Linked DNA regions of Homo sapiens: regions 2 and 3 are each linked to region 1. Evidence: chromatin loops called from intact Hi-C (ENCODE). Cell type or tissue: B cell. All regions are shown on one strand.

What was found. Hi-C counts contacts between places; a loop is a spot of excess contacts. Peaks named below come from ENCODE experiments on the same cell type or tissue, not always from the same donor. Only the 100,000 strongest peaks of a DNase experiment are listed, where the experiment ranks them.
Region 2: a loop joins it to region 1, with 23 times the contacts of the local background. A loop is called at or near these places in 5 of 110 quality-filtered maps.
Region 3: it touches region 1 in a loop (9-fold over the local background); 4 of 110 quality-filtered maps call a loop at or near these places.

What each region holds. Positions count from the first base shown.
Region 1 is chr5:78,264,692-78,272,691 of GRCh38, forward strand. It overlaps AP3B1 (adaptor related protein complex 3 subunit beta 1), which reads right to left. Exons shown (of 27, transcript NM_003664.5): 2 at 2,829-2,904. Among named protein-coding and RNA genes, the nearest start is that of AP3B1, 26 kb to the right of the region's middle. RefSeq lists an enhancer at 6,830-7,560. In B cell, CTCF peaks have their summits at 4,619 (motif pointing left) and 4,821; a DNase peak (open chromatin) is centred at 4,640; H3K27ac peaks cover 858 bases.
Region 2 is chr5:76,863,885-76,871,884 of GRCh38, forward strand. S100Z (S100 calcium binding protein Z) reads left to right here. Exons shown (of 5, transcript NM_130772.4): 2 at 6,282-6,400. Among named protein-coding and RNA genes, the nearest start is that of S100Z, 18 kb to the left of the region's middle. RefSeq lists an enhancer at 6,464-7,161. In B cell, a CTCF peak has its summit at 4,402; a DNase peak (open chromatin) is centred at 4,397.
Region 3 is chr5:77,512,899-77,520,898 of GRCh38, forward strand. It overlaps a transcript of WDR41 not described here. Among named protein-coding and RNA genes, the nearest start is that of WDR41, 25 kb to the left of the region's middle. In B cell, no CTCF peak of the experiment used is centred here; no DNase peak of the experiment used is centred here.

The DNA.
Region 1 (8,000 bases):
TGTTATTGAAGGAAGAAAGGGAAAGAACAAGGGATAAACAGTCCGTCTGGAAAGATTTATACAAAACTATTTATTACAGTCATTAACTCAAAACAGTATACCACCTGACTCAGCTAATTTTCCTGTTTTGACAAAAATTTTAAGCATCATAGATCAATTGTAATTTTTCCAGTTGGCTTATTAAAATTTCTTTCCATGGTTTCTGCTTGCATTCCTGCAGGGCATAGACCTGCACTACCATGCAAAGTAGGGACTGCCCTTATTTATTTCTTTAAACTATGGCTCTTACATCCCATTAAGGTAATTTATTTCACTAAATCCCTGGATACTATTTAAAATTTCTGTCAAAGCATTAATAACTCTTTTACTGTCAGTTATAAATTTATAGGAAAGTGAAAAAATAATAAAAATCAATATTTAGTATACTATAACTTAAAACGTTGGAAAAATTGAAAATTAACTTGGCCAGGCACATTGGCTCACACCTATAATCCCAGCACTTTGAAAGGCTGAGGTGGGAAGATCAAGTAAAACCAAGAGTTCTACACCAGCCTGGGCAATATAGCAAGACCCTGTCTCTACAAAAAATAAAAATAAAAAAATTAGCTGGGCATAGTGGTACACATCTGTAGTCCCTGCTACTCAGAAGGCTGAGGTGGGAGGATCGCTTGGGCTCAGGAGTTCAAAGCTGCAATGTGTTACAACTGCACAACTGTACTCCAGCCTGGACAACAGAGCAAGACCCTGTCTCTAAAAAAACAAAAAAAAAGGCAAAGAAAATGAACTTATCAAGAGTGGTTTGAACAGAACTTGTTCTCTTATCAGTGTTTAACTCATGATACTGAGGAAGAATCTTTCGTATTCCTCAGTAAATTATCATGCTCCTTTCTAAGTCTGGATCAGCTTCCAACATTTTACCCTTTGCATTTTCAATGTTCTCAACTATCTCCTAGAGTTCCTTTAATGAATGTGAGGTCTTCTGACAGCATCACTTCCTCTGAGACAGCTTCATGCTCTTCAACAAAATCACTTTCATCATTTATGTTGGTTGAAAATCTCACCTTACCAAGTTCCTCCAGCTATAAATTCAGTCTCTTAAAAACGTGTAATGTCAGTAGTTCCACAGCCAGCTACTTCTGTATAACTTCATTTATATTCTACCTGATTTTCATTACATGTTATCACTTTTCATTTCTTTGCTGTATTTTCACTTTGTTGGGCAAATGCCTCTTTCAATTATTCATTTCTGTAAAATGTCACATGTGTTTCTTACTGGGAGACAAAGAGGCAACACAACTACATGCTTTGTTGTCTGTGCATAAACTGAGTAACAGATGCACAGTGACCAATCACTGACAGATTTTGAAAGAAGTGACATGATTGATCATGGATCATGATACATGTTTGTAATTTACAAGTTATTTGTAGAATGAAGAGCTAGCAGTCAAGTTTGTACATTATCCAAGTACACAATTAATACACCATGGTAAATGAAATTTGAACCATATTGTTAGGGGATTGGTGTCACTTAACTAAACTGTAGTAACTGAAATTCATATGTATAAAAGCCATGCAAAGCAAGAACTGCCTGCCCATAAATACTCCTATGTATAGAGCATAACATTAACAAATCAAAAATTTACAATGGAATCCTCAAAATTGCCCCTATACTGCCAAATGACATAAACATGAAAGCAAGGATCAAGTCACTTACAGATGTCCTACAGATACAATTAGTACTTGACTTTAATATATTTGATTTTCATACCACCTCACTTTTTAACAGAGCATGCTGATACCTGTTATTTGGACTTTAATATATCAAGAAAGGAAAAGAGATCTGAAGCTCTCATACGATGGCACTGCCTGCTGGAAAACAGTATTGTTTTAGTTGTGTCATCGCCTTATTACAGTAGTTTATTTAAGCAATTATGCAAATGTATTCAATTTTGACCTTATTATATAAAATTAAGTGGAAAATAGAATCAGCAATGGTGGTGATAAAAAGGATAGTGTTAATAAGAAAAATCAGTTTTATGAATTTGATTCCAGTGAAACAAAAGCAAAACTCCTGAGCATCAGATAGTCAGTGGAATTAAGCAAGTTTTTTCTCTGTGAATGTGGAAAATCAAATGAGTACGTACAGAGAGTGCAACATAAATTGCAAAACTATTTTACTAAAGATGGTATATACAACTAGAACCCTGGAAAAATAAAAAATTAAAATTAAAACATTAAAAATAATTAAGGAACTATATTATATCTTTAATTCTCTGGCAATAGAATCCTCATAACTTATTAATCAATTGTTTATGTTTTGCTTTACAGCTGAACACTGGTGAATGCTCTTATATTTAATAATATTTATTAGAAGTTCTAGGCTTCTAAACTGAATAAAGTGTTTCTATTGGTAGTAAGAGAATTTAAAAAACAGATGAAAGTATGCTCAGAACATTTAGGCTGTGAAAGGACAAAAAAAATCATTCTTTAGTATCCCTCTGTGTAGGAAGTCAAAATAGCTTGTATATCATCTTATTTTGTCTTCAAAATGACTAACTACCTCATTCTCATAGTAGAAATACCTTGAAATTAGATACAGGGAAATTAAAACAGAGAAAAGATAAAATTAAAACCTAAGTTTCTTGATTTTTGACACTTCAATAATGTACTTTTTTCTTTAACATTTTTGGACAGGAAATTCTAAGTTAATATTAAGGGCAAACAGAATATTAGACTTGGTATTTAACGTATTTTTATATATATATATAATAATATGATCACTGCTTGTCCATTTTTCCAAAATTGAAGTAAATGAGTATTTTACCTACCCCAACAATCCGCTTCATAGCATCCAGTTTAGCAGAATCTTTGTTGCTCTCTAACATTTGCTTTAGATCTTCATTCCTATTACAAAAGAGAAGAAAAAAAATCCATACTTTGATTTTTATATTAGATAGCTTAAAATATATCATTTTCATAAGAATTAGAAGTAATATCATGGGCAATGTTAAATAACTGCAGCAAGAAGGTGGCCATCTGCAGGCCAGAGAGAAAGGCCTCAGCAGAAACCAAACCCGCCAACACCTTGATCTTGTACTCCCAGGCATTAATTGTGAAAAAATTAATTTCTGCTGATTAAGCCACCCAGTCTGTGGCATTTTGTTATGGCAGCTCTAGCAAACTAATACAAGGGTTAAATGTTACAAACTGTCATTGCAAGAAAAAAATAAGTAAAAGCTAAGCACATTTTTTTCAAAAGGAATAAATGCAATGAAATTTATTATGAAAAAAATGAGCCTTACTTTCCAAACAGCTCATAAAATTAAATGCAATGGTGACCAGTAGAGAAGACAAAATACAATTAAATAATTAAAACACCTACTTCTTCCTAATTAAAAATACAGCTTGAAAATATTTAAACAGTAGAGGTAGTAATAAATAAAAACTGTCTCTGAGAACATACAACTACTACACATACTATAAATGTTCACCTTAAGGAATTTAGGATCCCTGCATAAAACTTTTCAGGCTCTTTCAGATTTCACAGGTAACAGAAAAGGGAGAGAAATTAATGGAACTATATATGTAACTGTATTTTGTTCTTCTACTTTTTGCTGTATTTTCCTATTTACTTAATGACTATGTATACTTTTATAATGAAAAACCTAAACCCTAAAAGAAACCTTAAAAAAATCTTACTGAAGTTAGGTAAGAAAAAAAAAGAATTCGATAGGAACTAAATAGAAAGGAAATGTGGTCACACATACACACATGCCAAAAAAGAAAACAATTTTCTCCTGCTTGTTCCCCTTTTCTGTTCCCCAAAGTGTCCCATTATTCTCCTCTACCAGTTTTATCTGGAGAGAGAAGTGAGCAATGAAGAGGAATGAAGTGTCAATTTTTAGAACAGCCCAACCTCTAATTCCAGGCATAGTCTTACTCGTAAACTAATGGAAACTTGGTTTGCTCATCTAAAGCCCAAATTCCCAGAGTGCCCAGAACAAGCACCTGCTCTCTGAAACTAAAAACAAGAAAACAGAATCTCAATATTAAAGATAAAGGTTTTGCTCTTCATGGTTAACAGAAAAGCTAGTCTTCAACAACAAATACTGCATTAATATAGGAAGAGAAACTAATAATTCTGAGGTTCAGGGAAGAGACAAGAAAAATCCTAGGCACTGTTTCAACCTGATGTAATATGCAGCTTCTCACGTATGTCATAAGGATCTATTTAAAATTCTGATATAAATTACATGTTTCTTCCCAAATTCTTCTTTGCCTGTCACCAAAACAGTAAAGATTTAGGAAAGTTAATACCATAACACCTACTTTACCCTCAAAATACATTAACTTTTATTAAGTTCTTTTAGGTCTACCTTCTTCATTACGTAGATTCAAATATGATCAGTTAACATGTATTACTGCATAAATCTTAGATACTATTTTGTTAAATATCAATATTTGAGTCAAAATAATGCTGAATTAGCAATATTTTCCTCAACTCTTTGCTGAAAACAATAGTTGTTTCAAATATATTCATTTTTAATTTACCTGTGTCTTCATTTACCTAGTTACCTGTAGCTTTCTAGCTTTGAGTATTAGGATACCAACTTTATTTTTACATAAGTGACATCTTGTGGTGTTAAATGGTATAACTTTTCCTTTCATGTTCAAAATAGGCCAGTTTTAAGTTTCAAAGGACAGAGAAGAATATATAACTGAACATTTAAGGCAAATCTTACTATTACCAGGAAAGTCATTCTTATTTTAGCCCCAGAATGAACTAGTAACTATAACTGAAAAATAAAGTTTACCAGTTATATATAAGAACTAGGGATGTGTTAGGGCTATTATGTAGTGTAAATTACCTCTCTTTTTAATCAATCTATAATCCATAACTCATTAAAACCTTCTACTCCTTCTAAAGACAACATAAATTAAGGGGAAAATTAAGACTATGTAGTACTGTACACTATATCAGTGCTACTTAAAGTATGATCTGAGAAAGTCTGGTCCAAGAATCATGACTAATTCACAAATTTTTGTTACCAACCCATGAGGAGATAGGTACCAAAATTCAGAATAAGCACATTGAGAACCGTGACGGAACAATTTGACAATGTAATTTTATGTTTATTGAGTCTAATTTAAAAAGTGGGGCTTGTATTTTATTTTGTGTGCCTTTTTCATTTTATTTTTCTTTAATTTTATTATGTTTTTGTTTGTTTGTTCTTTCTTTTGAGACAGAGTCTCACTCTGTCACCCAGGCTGGAATGCAGTAGTGTGATCTCCGCTCACGCAACCTCCGCCTCCTGGATTCAAGTGATTCTCCTGCCTCAGCCTCCTGAGTAGCTGGGATTACAGGAGTGCATCACCACACCCAGCTAATTTTGTATTTTAAGTAGAGATGGGGTTTCATCATGTTGGCCAGGCTGGTCTCGAACTCCTGACCTCAGGTGATCCACCAACCTCGGCCTCCCAAAGTGCTATGATTACAGAAATGAGCCACCACGCCTGGCCCATTTTATTTTTCTAGTAATTTATTTTTTATTGTATTTTGTAGAAGTATCCATCAATATTGGACTGGAAATTTTAAAAAGAAAAAAGAAAGGACTTTTACCATTTGAGAGCCCCACACTACAAAGTTACCTTCTTTTTCCTCAAAATTATGGTACACCAAAATTTATATACCATAGAAAGCAACACCTAAAACTTACATCCAGGAAATCATGGACTGGAAAAGTGATAAGGAATAGCAATTTCCAATCAGAGATACATGCCCAAAAAAGGATGTATAAAAATATTCAACGAAGGGAAGGCTGGACCTTTATGGAGCCCTACCAAAAAATTCCAAAACACAGGCACCTCTTTAGGCATAGAGAACCACTCCAATAAAAGATGCTACTATCCAAGTGGTGCGCTGCAAATATGAATGGATATGCAGAAAAAACGCTGGAAACAGAGTCAGAACTTACCATTTCCCAGTGCTATGTAGCCAAAGGGAGTGGCCCTCATAATAATAATGTTTTTGTGCAAAACATTAAGGCTTAGGAACATTTTCAGTTCACTTAGGATCTAAGCTTCCCTTGCAGAGTGCTCAGAACTTTGGCTCTTTCTGTTGACATCTGATACCCATGACCACTACTCTTTCATCTTGAAATTCCCTCCTCCTTTTGATTCTGTAGCTCTATTCTCATCTGGTTCTCCATTCGCATTTGTGACACAGCAATGAACAAAAATGACAGAAAAACCCTTGCCCTCATAGGGATTTCATTCTATTAAGTAAAAGAAACAACAAACATAATAAGTAAGAAATTTTTAAGTCATGAGGTAATATAGGGGAAAAACTTTTGGCACAAAGCCTCCACTTAATAAATGCAACAGTGAATAGAAACAAAAAACTCCATTGCTAGTGTCTTTACCTGCTCACCCATCTATTAACTTTCTAGGCAGGGCACAGTGGCTCAAGCCTGTAATCCCAGCACTTTGGGAGGCTGAGGCGAGAGGATCACCTGAGGTCGGGAGTTTGAGACCAGCCTGACCAACACGAAGAAACCCCATCTCTACTAAAAATACAAAATTAGCCTGGCATGGTGGCACATGCCTGTAATCCCAGCTATTCAGGAGGCTGAGGCAGGATAATTGCTTGAATCTGGGAGGTGGAGGTTGCAGTGAGCCGAGATGGCACCATTGCACTCCAGCCTGGGCAACAAGAGTGAAACTCCATCTCAAAAAACAAAAAACAAACAAACTTTCTAAAAGTCAGAATCATAAATTATCCAAATAAATATGAATATTCCTCCTATACTGTTCACAAGATTAAAAAGAAAAAAGCCTACAGACCCTTCCTCAACTCTTGGTAATCTCATTTACCTTTAATTTAAAATGTCTCTCACACAGGGTAACAAACAACGTCTTAATTTAAAAATCCAAGGTAAAATCTCATGAATAGTTTCAGATTATTCCTCTGTACTTGTGAGGACTAAACTCTGACTTTTCTCTCTCTTGCCCAAATTCCTAAGGGGCCTGAGGAGTCCTGCCCTACAAACCATAAATTCTCATCAGATGGATTTTAATTTAACCCTACGTAACGTGGCTTACTTTCCAACCTGACTATAGCATAACGTCACATGACATATAAAGAAGGCAATCAAAATATTTTACCCCAAAATATGCTTCTTTGCCATATTTTTGAACCGGCCCTGCAAAGCAGCCTTTTGTGGAAGAAAATCTGCATCTGTAAAGGATCTCTACAGAGTTTCCCCTTCCAGGCTCTAACAATTCTAAAGAGATTAACTGAGAGTCCAGCACTTTTAAAGATTTGAATAGGAAACATTTGCCATCTATTGTCTCTAAAGGCAGCCACCTAAGAGACTTCATAAGAATCTTGGTTTCTACAGCCCTTTATCCTAACCCAGCCACACCTTTCTCTTGATCCCAGGTTTTTCAATAACAACTTAACTCTTTCAAGTAATTGCCAATCAGAAAATCTTTAAATCCACCTGTAACCTGTAAGCCCCCTGCTTCAAGCTGTCATGCCTTTCCCAACTGAGCCAATGTATACCTCACATGTACTAACTGATGTCTTACGCTCCTTAAAAATATAAAATCAAGTTGTAACCCAACCACCTTGGGCACAGGTTCTCAGGATCTCTTGAGGTCATGGTCACTCATATGTGGCTCAGAATAAACCTCTTCAATTATTTTACAAAGTTTGGCTCTTTCTGTTGACATCTGATACATATGACCATTACTCTTCCATCTTGAAATTCCCTCCTCCTTTAGATTCTGAAGCTCTATTCTCATCTGGTTCTCCATTCGCATCTGTGACACAGCAATGAACAAAAGTGATAGGAAAAACCCTTGCCCTCATAGGGATTTCATTCTATTAAGTAAAAGAAACAACAAACATAATAAATAAGACATTTTTAAGTCGTAAGGTGATATGGGGGAAAAAAACAGAGGAAAAGGATACAGAAAGGAAAGAAGGAGGCAATTTT
Region 2 (8,000 bases), 1.4 Mb before region 1:
TAAGTATGTGAAAGAAGCCTTATAAACTGGAAACTTAAATCTAGAATTTTATATGCTAAATCTTTATTCAACATTATACCTTAAAAGACAGTGCTTAATATGGAGATAGGTTACAATTTTAAATACTGTATTATTACAATTAATGTTTTAACTGAAAATGCAATTTGTCAGCAGCATTAAAGAATTTCTAAATCCTCCGTAATTCTATTAAACAATGAATAAAACTACAGTCATGTGCCCATAATGACATTTTGCTCAATGATGGACCAACCACATATATGACAATGGTCCCATAAGATTATAATAGAACTGAAAAATTCTTCTTGCTTAGTGAAGTCACACCATCACACTGTCATAACACAACACAATACTTACATGTCTGGGGCGATACTGGTGTAAACAAACCTGCTGTGTTTCCAGTTGTATAAAAGTATAGAACATACAATTACACTACATGATACCTGATAATAAACAGCTATGTTACTGCTTAATGCATACTATATTTTTTTTTTTTTTTTTTTTTTTTTTTTTTTTTGAGATGGAGTCTCACTCGGTCACCCAGGCTGGAGTGCAGTGGCACAATCTCGGCTAACTGTAACCTCTGCCTCCTGGGCTCAAGCAATCCTAACACCTCAGCCTCCCAGAGGCAGGTGGAACCACAGGCGCATGACACCACATCCAACTAATTTTTGTATTTTTAGTAGAGACAGGGTTTTGCCATGTTGCCTAGGCTGGTCTCAAACTCCTGAGCTCAAGCGAGCCACCCGCCTCAGCCTCCCAGAGTGCTGGGATTATAGGCGTGAGCCACTGGCCTGGCCTCATTTATTATACTTTTTTCTTCTTGAAAGGGAATCTCGCCTGTCACCCAGGTTGGAGTGCAGTGGCACGATCTCGGCTCGCTGCAACCTCTGCCTCCCGGGTTCAAGTGATTCTTCTGCCTCAGCCTCCCTAGTAGCTGAGACTACAGTCGCACATCACCATGCCTGGCTAATTGTTGTATTTTTAGTAGAGATGGCATTTCACCATATTGGCCAGGCTGGTTTCAAACTCCTGACCTCATGATCAGCCCGCCTCAGCCTCCCAAAGTGCTGGGATTCCAGGCATGAGCCACCACGCCCGGCCTACTATACTTTTAACTGTTAGTTTAGCGTGTACTCCCTCAATTCATAAAAAAAGCTAACTGTAAAGCAGCCTTGGGCAGGCCCTTCAGAAGGCGTTGTTATCACAGATGCCAGCTCCACAGGTGTTATTGTCCCTGAGACCTTCCAGTGGGATGAGATGTAGAGACGGAACACAGCAATGATGATTCTGACCCTGTGTAGGCCTAGGCTAATGTGTGTGTTTGTGTCCTAGCTCTTTTTTTTTTTTTTTTTTTTTGAGATGGAGTTTCACTCTTGTTACCCAGGCTGGAGTGCAGTGGTGCGATCTTGGCTCACTGCAACCTCCGCCTCCCGGCTTCAAGTGATTCTCCTGCCTTAGCCTCCCGAGTAGCTGGGATTACAGGTGCACACCACCAGGCCTGGCTATTTTTTTTGTATTTTTAGTAGAGACAGGATTTCACCATGTTGGTCAGGCTGGTCTCAAACTCTTGACCTCAGGTGATCCACCTGCCTCGGCCTCCCAAAGTGCTGGGATTACAGGCGTGAGCCACTGTACCCGGCCCATGTCCTAGTTTTTAATGAAAAAGTTTACAAAGTTAAAAAAAAAATTAAAAATAGAAAAAACTTATAGAATAAAAATATAAAGAAAAAATTGTACAGCTGTACAGTGTGAGTTTCAAGTGAAGTGTTATTACAAAAGTGTCAAAAAGTTTAAAAAATTTAAAAGCTTATAAAGCTAGAATGTTGGCTGGGCGCAGTGGCTCATGCCTGTAATCCCAGCACTTTGGGCGGTTGAGGTGGGTGGATCACTTGAGGTCAGTAGTTCGAGACCAGCCTGGCCAACATGGTGAAACCCCGTCTCTACTAAAAATAAAAAAAAATTAGCCAGGTGTGGTGGCGGGTGCCTGTAATCCCAGCTACTCAGGAGGCTGAGGCAGGAGAATCACTTGAACCCGGGAAGCAGAGGTTGCAGTGAGCTGAGATCACACCACTGCACTCCAGCCTGGGCGACAGAGTGAGACTCCATCTCAAAGAAAAAAAGAAAAAAAAAAAGTTACAGTAAGGTAAGGTTAACTTATTTTGAAGAAAGAAAAATTTTTGTTTGTTTGCTTGTTTTTGAGACAGGGTGTTGCTCTGTCACCCAGGCTGGAGTGCAGTGTAGTGATCTTGGCTCACTGCAACCTCCACCTCCCAGCCTCAAGTGGTCCCCCCACCTCAGCCTCCCAAGTAGCTGGGACTACAGGCATGCGCCACCATGCCCGGCTAATTTTTGTATTTTTAGCAGAGACAGGGTTTCACTATGTTGCCCACAATGGTCTCGAAATTCTGGGCTCAAATGATCTGCCTGCCTCAGCCTCCCCAAGTGCTAGGATTACAGATATGAGCCACCACACCTGGCCATGAAAAGTATTATAAAATAAATTTAGTGCAGCCTAACTGTACAATGTTTATGAAGGCTATAGCAGTGTATAGTAGTGTCCTAGGTCCTAGGCCTTCACATTCACTCACCATTTACTTACCAACTCACACAGAGCAACTTCCAGTCCTGCAGCCTCCACTCATGGTAAGTGTCCTATAAAGGTGTACTATTTTTTTTATCTTTTATACATATTTTTACTGTACCTTTTCTATATTTACCTACACAAATACTATTGCATTACAGTTGCCTGCAGTATTCAGCACAGTTATATGCTGTACAGGTTTATAGCCTAGGAGCAATAGGCTATGCCATATGGCCTAGGTGTGTAGTGGGCTGTACCATCTACGTGTGTGTAAGTATACCCTATGATGTTCACACAATGACAAAATCACCTAATGACGCATTTCTCAGAATATATTTCTGTCATTAAGTAACACAGGACTATTTCATTTTCCCTCTTTAGGTACACAACATTTATCCATTACAGCATATGTATAATTTCTACTTTGTTAGTTTCACTTACCATTTTCCTGAAATTTTTTTTGCATTTTTGTAGTCTTTATAATTCTAATTTTAAATGGCTGCATGATTTTATCTTTTGTCAGACAAGCATGGGTCTGAGTCTCAGCTCTGCTACGACATAGTTGTGCGATTCTAGGAAAGCTTCTTTCTTTCCTTTTAAAAATAGCTTTGAGTTATAATTGACACACAATAAACTGCACGTATTTAAAATACACACTTTGGTAAGTTTGACATCTGTATACACCAGTGACACCATCACCACAGTCAAGATAATAAACATACTCACCACCCTCAAAAGTGTCCACCCTTCTGAGGTCCGTCCCTCCCACTGAGATTCCTCATGCTGTTGCTAGGAAAATGATAGAACATTTGAATCTGGTTACATAAAAAGACAAAAACTGGAGAGTTTAGGAGGAAGCAACTTAGCCTCCTGTATGACTGTAGTCTTGGCCCCAGGGCAGTTCCTGGCTCAGACACTCTGGGGGTATCCTCAGTCTAAGGAGGGTGTCTGCCTGCCCGGTTGACAGGATGCCTCTTCTTCACATACGTCTTGTCTTTCAGAGTCCATGACCAATGCCTCACTTACAAATATCTTTTCTCCTTTTGCTCCCACCTTTGTGGATATTTACCAGTTTTTTTTCTCTAAAATCATCCTTACTTTTTTTTTTTCTTTTTTTTTTTTTGAGGTGGGGTCTCACTCTGTCTCCCAGGCTGGAGTATAGTGGTGTGATCTCAGCTCTCTGCAACTGAGTTCAAATGATCCTCCTGCCTCAGCCTCTCGAGTAGCTGGGATTACAGGCATGCATAACCATGCCCGACTAATTTTTGTATTTTTAGTAGAGATGGGGTTTCGCCATGTTGGCCAGGCTGGTCTCAAACTCCTGACCTCAGGTGATCCACCCACCTTGGCCTCCCAAAATGCTGGGATTACAGGCGTGAGCCACTGCGGCCGGCCACAGTCATTACCTTTAAGCTCCCCCCAAATCTGATCATTTCTCCCATTCTTTGCACACTATCTCAGACCTTTACGCCCTAAGGGCTATGACTCATACCAAAATTGCAAAGTGCAATGGAAATAATTAATAGAGCAAGCAAGGTGCATAGGATAACCCTCTGTGCTATCAACAGGTGTGTCTCCCCCTCCTGGGATTTCATGTCACCCGTAAATTTGTGTCTCTAGCCTGACAGATTCTTTTTGAGCCTTTTGACATTGCCTTTGTTTCTGAAAGTCTCCTGGAGGGCAGGGGCTGAGGCTGGGTTATATAAAGATAAGCCCCTGAAGAAAGGGCTTTATAAATAGGATTTCAAGTGCATTCTGGGAATTAGAGGGCTGCCAGGTGCAGTCCTGGAGATTGACACTAAGGGGCAGCATGTACCAAAGGATATATTTAGCTCTGCCAAAGCCCAGTAGAAACAAAGAGAAAATCACCTTGCTTTTAAACCCCAAGAGCCAAGATGTAGAAGCCACATTTTCATCTCTTGAATCAAATTACAGCATTACAATTTTCAATATCTATTCTATTAGGAGTTTTACCTGCCAACTGAGTTCTCCGAGTAAATTATTTTATGGTTAAATATGATATAAATATAATACTGTTGAGACCCATATACTCTGTAAGATTTACTGATTTTAGTGCATCTATAACTTCAACAACTTAATTTGGAATTAAATAATATTTTATTCCAAATTCAAACTCTTTTTTTTTTTTTTTTTTGCGACAGAGTCTGGCTGCAACACCCAGGCTGGAGTGCAATGGCATTATCTCGGCTCACGGTAACCTCTGTCTCCTGGGTTCAAGCGATTCTCCTGCATCAGCCTCCCGAGTAGCTGGGACTACAGGCGCATGCCACCACATCTCACTGCTTTTTGTATTTTTAGTAGAGACGGGGTTTCACCGTTTTGGTCAGGCTGGTCTCAAACTCCTGACCTCAAGTGATCTACCCGCCTCAGCCTCCCAAAGTGCTGGGATTACAGGCGTGAGCCACCACATCCAGCTCAAACTCTTTATATTCATTGACATGACTGTTGTCTGTCTGTCTGTTTCTCTTTCTCCCTTTGATGAAGCAAATTTTTATGTGGAATAAAGGCAATCAAATAATTATTTGGCAGTTAAACTAGACAAGGCCAACTCTTGGGGAATCTTATGTTTCCCTCTCTGATTGATTTGTTTATGAATTCATCCATCAGTGAGGATTTCTGAGCACTTCCATATGCCTGTCCCTGTGCTAAATGCTGTGGAATGCATAGATGAACCAGATATCAACCCTGACATCAAGGAACTCATTCAAAGTGTGGAGGGTGGGGAACATACGGCAGACAAAAAAAAACGTGATGTTGGGAATGTATGGTAAGTGCAATGATGAGAAAAACAAACATAAGGTAGGAAATAGGAGAGGACAGAGAAGGCACCTATCAGAGATGGGGGGATGTGGGGTGGGTAGTTGGGAAGAGTGCAGGAAAATGTCCAAGAGGAGATGACATTTGAACTGATCTTAAAGGAGCAGATGGAATTAGCTTTCCACACAGTGTGCTCAGAACCTGCAAAGGCATGGAAGAATGGGAGCTCCCAACACCATGGTCAGTTTGCAGGCAGGGCCAACCCTTTGAATGGCCAGGAGCGTGGGTGTTGATTTGTGATTTAGATCAGCTTCTCTGACAGCAGAATAGACGTGAGAATGGAGGGGCATGGTAGAAAGTAGAAAGAGCAGTAAGGAAGCCACTGCAGTAATAGGGACCAAAAATTAAAAGGCCCCAAAGGTGGTGAAGAATGGAGAGAAGTGGACCAGTTTAGCTGGTATTTAAGAATTGTGGCTGGGTGCAGTGGCTCACACCTGTAATCCCGGCACTTTGGGAGGCTGAGGCAGGTGGATCACTTGAGGCCAGGAGTTCAAGACCAGCCTAGCCAACATGGTGAAACCCCATCTATACTAAAAACACACAAAATAATTAGCCCAGCGTGGCGGTGCCCACTTGTAATCCCAGCTACTCAGGAGGCTGAGGAAGGAGAATTGCTTGAACCCAGGAGGCAGAGGTTGCAGTGAGCTGAGATCCTGTCACTGCACTTCAGCCTGGGTGACAGACTAAGACTCCGTCTCAAAAAAAAAAAAAAATTGTGACAGAAGCTGGTGTGACCAAGGAACTGGATGTTTGAGATGACTGAGGGGATGAGTTTTGCTTAGGTCCCGTGAGATAAAGTAGAAAACGTAAAAAGACGTATTTACTCATTTCTGCTTGCCAGTGTAATTTCACAAGCCCCTGACTCTGTGTAGACACCCAGCTCTCCAGAAAAATGCTTTGAAGACAAAGGATACAGCATACAGTCCCGTGTCTCGGCTGAGTCATCGCATTCCTTAATAGGTAAATAAGCCTAATTAATGCCTTTTCCTATAGGTAACATAATGTCTGATGGGGTTAGGGATGATGCCTCTGTAATCTATACCAGATGTACTCTTATACACAAACCTTGATGTGATTCTGCTTTAATGTAACTTCTGCAAGTTTGATGTGACTTTGCATGTAGTGAACCCCCAAGGCCTGTGTAGAAGCTGCGGGTGGAGCTACCTTGCTGGAGCAGTCTCACAGAACCCCTCTGAAGGGCTGCTCCCAGGATGTAGACCTTGGTCTATAGTCCTCAGTAAGATTCCTGAGTAAAACTAGTTTTAACTTTCTAAAAGCTTGATTTTTTTTTTTCTTTAGTGGACAGTCCGAATTGAGTTTGAAAAGCTTGTGGGACATTCAGGTAGAGATGTGGTCCAGCAGGCTGTTGGATAGATGGTTCTGGAGCTTAGCAGACAGATCTGGGCCAAGAAATATAATCTTGGGAGAGACTGAAATTATAGGAGTAGCTGAGACCACAGTGGGAACAACATTTAAGAGCTGGAGAGGGGAAAGTGCTTTAAAAAATGAGGAGGAGGCTGGGCACGCTGGCTCACATCTATAATCCCAGCATTTTGGGAGGCTGGGGTGGGAGGATTGCTTGAGGCCAGAAGTTTGGGACCAGCGTGGGCAACATAGCAAGACTCCATTTCTACAAAGAAAAAAATAAAATAAAATCCTAAGCTCCTCAACTGACTGAACAGACCCTCTCTTGGCCCAGGGGACCCCAGAGAAACCTGAACAACTGAATTCCAGGCCTTGATGGGAAGAGAGGTCAGACAGGCCTCATTGTACCTCTTTCCTTTTGGGATACCAAATTCCAACCTCACTCTGGTAGCATCACATGACAGATAGCAGACCATGAAGGAAATCAAAATATTTTACCCCAAAATAGACTTCTCTGACATATTTTGAAATGGTCCTGTAAAGCCGTCTTTTATGGGGGAAATTTTGCATCTATAGAGAATCTCCATTAATGCAGCTAGGCCTTTCCAGATCTAGGAGAAATTAACTAGGAATTTGACACTTTTTAAGGTCCAAAAAGAAACATTTATCATTTATTCTCTCTGAAGGCTGCTACCTGGAGGTTTCATCTACATAAGAAGAACCTTGGCTTCCACAGCCCCCTTTATCTTAACTCAAGAATTTCTTTCTGCTGACTTCAAGTCTTTAGACAACAATGCTTAACTCTTTCAACAAATTGCCAATCAGAAACTCTTTTTTTTTTTTTTTTTTTTTAGACAGAGTGTCGCTTTATCACCCACCCTGGAGGGCAGTGGCATGATCTTGGCTCACTGCAACCTCCACCTCCCAAGTTCAAGTGATTCTCCTGCTTCAGCCTCCTGAGTAGCTGGGATTACAGGCATGCACCACCACACCCGGCTAATTTTTTTTTGTATTTTTAGTAGAGACAGGGTTTCACCATGTTGGCCAAGCTGGTCTCGAACTCCTTACCTCAGATGATCCACCCACCTTGGCCTCCCAAAGTATTGGGATTACAGGCGTGAGCCACCGGGCCCTGCCCGAAAATCTTTGAATCCACTTGTGATCTGTAAGCCCCATACCCCTGCCTTTTTGAGCC
Region 3 (8,000 bases), 750 kb before region 1:
CCTGTTTCAAGTGCTAAGGATTCAAAGATGCCTTTTCTCTTAGGAAGTCTTAATTAGCAATGGAAATTTCCTGATTAAGACGGAATGAAAAGGCTTATCGTTTTCCCCACCTGGCTGAAATCTGGAACCTTAATTTAAATTATTATGATTTTATTCCACAGACGCTAAAATAAACTTAAGTAATTGACATATTTTGAACATATATGGTTTTGTTTCACCTTCATATTCTTGGGATAAACTATATGGCACATGCACTTTTTAATTCTTGTACTTCTGTACATAGTTTCTTGTGTTAACTTCTGTTTAATGAAATTTTGTAAAGATTCCTGAGCCTAACTAATAGATTTTAGAGTCTTATTACTGCTTGGCACTCTGTAGGTCTGTGCACCTGCCAATGAAACTTGAATTCTTCAGTGGCATGGCCTTTCTTATTGTTGCTAGTGGTCAGCATTCACTAGATAACTAAATTAGCTCTTAAACTGAAAAAGAAAATCTATAATGTGTCTTCTTTCTAGAGTAGAAAATAACAGCAGAAGAATTCACAATAGTCTAGATACATTGCCATAGCCACAGATCCTGCCTTTTTTTCCAATTAGCAAAGGGTTTCTCTGGGAACTAAATTACTATTCCTCATTCATCCATCTGCTTCCTTCCTCCTTGCATTCAGGGAAAGTATAAAAGTTACTTTGTACACAATACTAGACATGACAAGAAGTTGCCAAGATTTTCTAAACCAGCCCTTTAAAAGGGCTAGTATACCTTTTTTCCTTCATAAAAATTTAAACATGTTTTAACCGAACAATTTCCAAAAACAGTTAATCATTTCCACATAGTATTTGCCAGCTTTTAAGCCTGCTTTTTAAATGTTCATGAGCCCAACTTATTTTTCTAGCTCCTTTGACTACAGAAGACCCTCTGAATGGTAAAAAGAAAAAGAAAACAAAACTTTTCTGCTCCGTTTTTCAACTTGGAGTAGACAAATTCTAATACCCTATGCACATGTCCACAGAGGGCTTTTCTTAGGCAATGACTGCATAATCAAACATATATTTTTCTTCTTTTGTTTTACAAAAAAAACTTTAATTTTTTTCTTCTTTGTACTCTAAGAGTCAAAACTTCCCTACATGTGTTATGCTGATTGTTTTGTTACTCAAACAGAAAAAAACAGCATTTCTTTAAAATGTTTTTCATACAAGTAATTATAGTACATTATACAGAATTAGGGAAATATATGGGGGGGAATCACCTAAAATTTTACCACCTTTTAAATCATTCTTAGCATTTTGATGTATTCCTACCAGTCTTTTTTTTTCTGTACACCTACATCCGCACATAATCATACTGCAGATTCATTTTTGTGCTACGTGTTTTCCAGTTACAATAGCCTAGACATTTTCCATGTTAATGTACAGCGTTCATATCTATTTTTCTCATTAACTTCTTTCCATTCTTTAAGTCTTAGTGCAAAGGTCACACCTTTAATTAGCAATGCCTGTCTTAACATTTCAAACTAGGTCTGGTTCCCTTGTTATTTGCTTTTACAGAATCATATTCCTTTCCTATACAGCAATAACCAGAAGTGTAATGATTTCATCATCTGTCTTCCCCATAAGGTGTAAGCTCTATGAGAACCAAGACCATGTCTACCTACTTTTGCCTATCATTATGTAACCTGAACAAACCCTGGAACATAGTAGACACTCACATTTGACAAATAGAGTAATGGTCAGTTAATGATAGCGACACATTCTGAGAAATGTGTTGTCAGGTGATTTTGTCATTGTGCCATTGTAGAGGGTACTTACACAACCTAGATGGTATAGTCTACTACACACCTAGGCTATATGGTCTAGCCCATTGCTCCTAGTCTACCAATCCAGATAGCATGTTACTCTACTGACTACTGTAGGCAATTGTAACACAATGGTAAGTATTTGTGTATCTAAACATAGAAAAGGTACAGTAAAGATACAGTATGAAAGATTTTTAAAAGGGTCTACTTGTATAGAGCACTTACCATGAATGTAGCCTGAAGGACTAGAAGTTGCTCTGGGTGAGTCAGTGAGTGAGAGGTGAGTGAATGTGAAGGCCTGGGACATTACTGTCCACTCCAGTAAACTTTATAAACATTGTATACTTAGGTTACACTAAATTTATTTTAAAATTTTTTCTTTCTTCAATCATAAATTAACCTTAGCTTATTATAATTCTTTTACCTTATCAACTTTTTAATTTTAAAAAATTTTTTGACTTTTAATAACACATCTTAAAACATATGTTTTACAACTGTACAAAAATGTTTTCTTTATATACTTATTCTATGAGCCTTTTTCTATTTTTAGAGTTTTCTATTTTTATTGTTTTACTTTTTAAATGTTTTTGTTAAAAACTAAGACATGAACATACACACTAGCTTAGGCCTACACAGGGTCAGGATCATCAATATCACTATCTTCCACTTCCATATCTTGTCCCATCAGGAGGTCTTCAGGGGCAATAACACATATGAAACTGTCATCTATTATGACAACAATGCCTTTCCCTGGAAAATCTCCTGAAGGATCAGCCTGAGGCTGTTTTACAGTTAACATTTTTTTTATAAGTAGAAGGAATACACTCTAAAATAACAATAAAAAGAGTATAGTAAATGCATAAAGCAGTAACATCATTATTCTTATCAAGTATTATATAGGGTACATATTATATATGCTCTACTTTTATATGACTGCTTTGTTTACACCAGCATCCCCACAAACACATGAGTCATGCATTGCACTTTGACATCACTAGGCAATAGGAATTTTCATCTCCACTGTAATCTTATGGAACCATGATCATATATGCAGTCTGTCATTGACCAAAAAAAATCATTAGGCAGTATAGGATTATATTTATTGAGATGCCATTGTATGCCAACACATAAATTTTTTGAATGAGTAAATAAATAACCCTCATTTTCAATGGCCATTTGATAATCTATTCAATATATGTGATTATACTTTACTTAGCCAGTCCCCATATTGGACGTTTAGATTGTTTCCAATTTGTCAACATTATAATGCCTCAATGAGTATCTTTGTGCATGTAACATTTTAGTATTCCCAATTTATTTTACAACTGTTTACCAGAAACAGAATTTCTGGATCAAAAGGCAAATATCTTATTATGGCTCTTGGTACGTAGTTCCAAATTGCTCTTCAAGTTATGTTGTGACAAGCAGTGAAATGGTAGGCCAGTTTCCTTTCTCTATCTGTTTTGGGTATTTAAAAACGTTCTTGTTAAGTTACTAGTAGGCAAAGAATAATTTATTGTTTTAATTTGCATTTTTAGTTATAGGCTGGATATTTTTCTTATGTTTATTATTTGCATTTCTATAAACTGTGTATAACAGTACCCTTTCTAATACTGTCATGATGCTTCTAAGCTGAGAGGATGGACAAAATGAATGTGGTAAATAACGCATGAATATATTATATAAAAATTAATTTTAAAACATATACTTTTTCCGTAACTAATCAATAAATGAATCTGCATTTCCCATAGCAATTATATCCGTTGAGAATAGATTTAGCTGCAAGTTGTAGAAAATCCAAAATAAGAGTGCCATAATAGAAGTTGGTTTCTCCCTTCTAGGGAGATAGTTCCGAGGTAAATAGTCCAGGGCTGTTTTAGCACCCCATGGTGCAAGGGACTTTGGTTTTTCCATGTAGCTTTACTCTGTGTGGCCTCTGTATTATGACCCAAGACAATAGCACCTATGTTCAAACAGCAGAATTGATGAAGGGATGAAAAGAAGAGGCAAATTGTGTGTGCCACTTGTCTCTTAAGAATGTTTTCCAGCTGGGTGCAGTGGCTCACGCCTGTAATCCTAGCACTTTGGGAGGCCGAGGCGGGTGGATCACGAGGTCAGGAGATTGAGACCATCCTGATTAACAGGGCGAAACCCTGTCTCTACTAAAAATACACAAATTAGCCGGGTGTGGTAGCACGCACCTATAGTCCCAGCTACGCGGGAGGCTGAGGCAGGAGAATCGCTCGAACTTGGGATTGGAGGTTGCAGTGAGCCGAGATTGCGCCACTTCACTCCAGCCTGGGTGACAGAGCGAGACTCCATCTCCAAAAAAAAAAAAAGGAAAAAGAAAAAGAAAAAATAAAATAAAAGAATGTTTTCCAGAAGTTGCCACAGGATATTTCTATTTACAACCCATTGGCCAGAACTTAGTTATATGGACACAGACAGCTGCAAGGCAAACTAGGGAAGGTAACCTCTATTCTGAGCAGTGAAATGCTCAGATAAAAATTTTATTGGTAACAATAAAGATGGATCTAGGGGAACTGCTACTAGTTTCTGCCATAGTAATGTAATACAGTTCAAATAACCTACAGATATAATTTATAGATCTTCATCTTTAAACATCACAAATCTCATCAACTTCTAACCAGAGCTTACAGCAGATGCTATAGTGACTAGCTGATGGAAAAACAAAAACAAAAACAAAAACAAAAAAAACAGATCAGACTCACTTGCAAACTTCTTATTCTTGTTTAAATGCCCCTGCTGCAGCTAGACCATGCTTAGTTCTCTGAACATGTGCATATGAACCAAATCCTTCATCTCACAGATCTAGTCACTGTCTATTTCAACTTTTTTTCCTTTTCCTTTATGATATATCTTTTCTGTTGGGACAACTAGAAAATTCTAACATATTGACATTTATTCATATTTATTGAACATATATATATATATATATATATATATACCAGGCTAACAGGTAATTAGCGGAAAGAGAAAAAGGATGTGAATAAATTCACAAATACAATAATGAGCTTTTAATTAAACATGATACTGCTTATAGCAACAGAAATTTGAAAAACACCCAAATAAGAAAGATACAGTTAAAGCATAAGATAGCCAAAACGGTAAAAATAATAATAAGAAGAAACGAACATTTTGTTATAAAACAAAAATACTGTAGATAAAGACATTAGCAGCTCTTATATATTTTCATCTCATGTGTATTGTGTATACCATCATTTGACAACACAGAGGGCCTTTCTTTTTTCTTAACAATATTCAGCAAACATTAGGCATTCAGTAAAGACTACCAAATTATGAATGCAAATGAGCTCCCTCAAAAAAAAGTGTTGCATTGTAACCACTTCTCATATGCTACCTCCCTGAGGTGGCTCGGCTGGTGTGACTAACTCTTCTATGAGTTTTTAAGATTAACAAAAAAAGAGAGAATATTTTCACTGCCATAGATACGTATCAGTATATGGGATTTTTTTTGTTGTTGTTTAAGCTTGTTCTTTTTTGGTTTGACCCTGTAACCCTATTGCATCTCATAATGTAATATAAAATTGTAGACATCTTATGGTGTACCTATGCTGTCTCCTAAAAGAAAGAATGTTGGTTGGTTACAGGAAAGAAATATCTTGATAATGTAGACTGTAGAAAATAGGATAATATTTTGAACCATTATTCCTTCTTTGTAATCACTATAAAAATCAGTGAAAAGGGAAAAATAAATGGTAATTATTATTCTGCAGGGCAAATGGAGTTAACTGGAATTTATCCTATAGGATTATCAGTTTTAGTGAACTGTGATGTCCTTAAAAGCCCCCAGGTGGCATTATAGCCTTGTTTTCCCTAAGTCATTTGTTTTCATATAGCACAGATCAGAATCCACTTTAACAAGAAATTCCGCTTACTCCAATGATAAATGTGAATATGAAAAATACTATTTTCTTAATTTGTTTATTTATTCATTTTGAGTAAGTTCTCTTCTGGAATAGCTACGAACTTAAAATATGTTTGGATTAAAATAAGATAAACCACTTTCCAAATTAAATAGTTTATAAACCAAACTTTCCCAAAAGAAGTTTCAAGGATACTACTTTCAGAATCCAATAATATATGTCTAAATAAATATATATGAGCAGTACAAATTTAATTCCAAATGAATAATCTCAGTGAGAAGTAGTTTATTTGCAATTGTTACTAATTTTCTTTGCGACCTCCAATAAATTGTTAATTTTCTAAGACTCAGTTTCTCTAACGTTCAAAGCAAGAACACTACATTTATTAAACTGAAAAACACTTTCAAGGTCTTTAGCTAAGTGCTAGGAATAGGTAAGAAAAAAGAACTTTTCAGCTAATATCAAATAATATAATTTGTGTATTCAATAAATATAATTTCAGGTACTTGACCAGTATAATTCAATAATGAATTACTGTAATGAATACAAAAAGGAAAATAATTATTTATTAGGGTATTCTGCCTGGTTATTTATATTCAGTAAAATAAACTTGTTTAAATTACTCTCCTATATCCTTGCATACATAATGAGTTTTAATACTTAAACCTCCTATAAATTATTTTCAAAGTATGTAAGACCAAACTTATCAAACTATACTTGAGCAGTAGACACCATAATCAATTATACTGTATGACTTTCTAAGGACGTTATTTTTGTATTCACTGTATTTACTAAATAATCAACATGGTAATTAAATTGTAAGTTCAGGTTGTAATTTATCTCCAAGTATTTAGTCTTTATTTTTTTCAAATTTAATCTACCCACTGCTCTAGCAAATTATCTTTAACAAAATATACTAAGAGTTCAAACAAAATTATATTTATTGTGAAGTAATTATTTAATATTAGACCTGAAAATAGTTTCTTGTGAAACTTGTACCAGGTTTTAAACTTTTTATTCTAAAAAAAACCACCTTGGTTTGCATTTAAGTTGAATAATTAAAAATATTTTTTAAAAATCATGTATTTTTCATCTTTATTAAAATTAGTTTAAGTGTTTATGTTAAATGTGAAGTCCATTTTAAAATTATTTCAATTCTAGGCATGTACTTAAATTTTTTCATGAATTTTTCCTTATAACTTTCATATAAACACACACAGGAAGGCTACTAGATTCAAAGCTCCAGAAGGTTAATTAATCTAAGCCCTTGGATTGCTCATTGAAAATATTTTTTTAAATTATTCTTAATAAAATATATTATTTCAATGTATTTTCCCAGTATGTTAAAATTTTGTATTTTTTGTAAGTAAAAGAAAAACACCTAAAAAATGTTTTTAGGCCTCTAAGTTACTCTCCTCATATTATTTGCAGAGGGCACACAGCCTAACTGGGAAAAATTGCACAATTAGAGACCTAACATTCAGATGAGAATGCCACGATGATCATGTATCTTGCCCTTTTGGTGTAAGATCACTCTCTGACAGAGTTCCAGGCCCATTTAGAATGGATTGATTAAATAAAATTAATTTGCTAAATTAGAAACTACAGCTGTAACTTGAAAAAGGGTCTACGCTAATAAACGTGCATTGACAGTATTTTTGTAATCTCTTTAGAACCATTATTCTAAAGTCCAAATGATTCTATGCTATGATTGATAATTACTTGTATCTAAAGATCTTTAAGATCTTTTCCAGCATTAACCCATTAATTTTCACACTTTCTCTGTGAGGCAGTAGGATGTAAGTACGGTTAGTTTGATTTTCCACATGAGGAAACCAAATCATCAAGAAATGAACTTGCTAGAAGTCACACAAGCAACACCAACAAATGAAACAGAGCTCAAAGACCTGACACCGCATTGAACAAGGAGGTGCCTTATACACTGGTATATGCAGAATGACCATCTCTATCACCAAATTTACTAGCTTTATCCTCGTAAAATTGAGCCTTGCTTGACATTCTCCCTGCAAACTCCTCCTCAGCTGCTCATCCACCCTGAAAATGAACTTCCTTTCAGATCTGAACCCCATAAAGCTGAAGGTCACTTTGCCCTGTTCCCAATTATTACAGAGTACATTATAGCTGTTAAAGAGTTACTTGTAGGTAAGTAGGTTCAGATTATGCTTGTGCAGATTATGCTAGGTATTATTTAACCTATCAAGACCTAGAAATAGACTTTATTTTATACAGGGCCGAAAACTAGGTTTGATAATGAATGGAATTTGGAGTCTGACAAATTT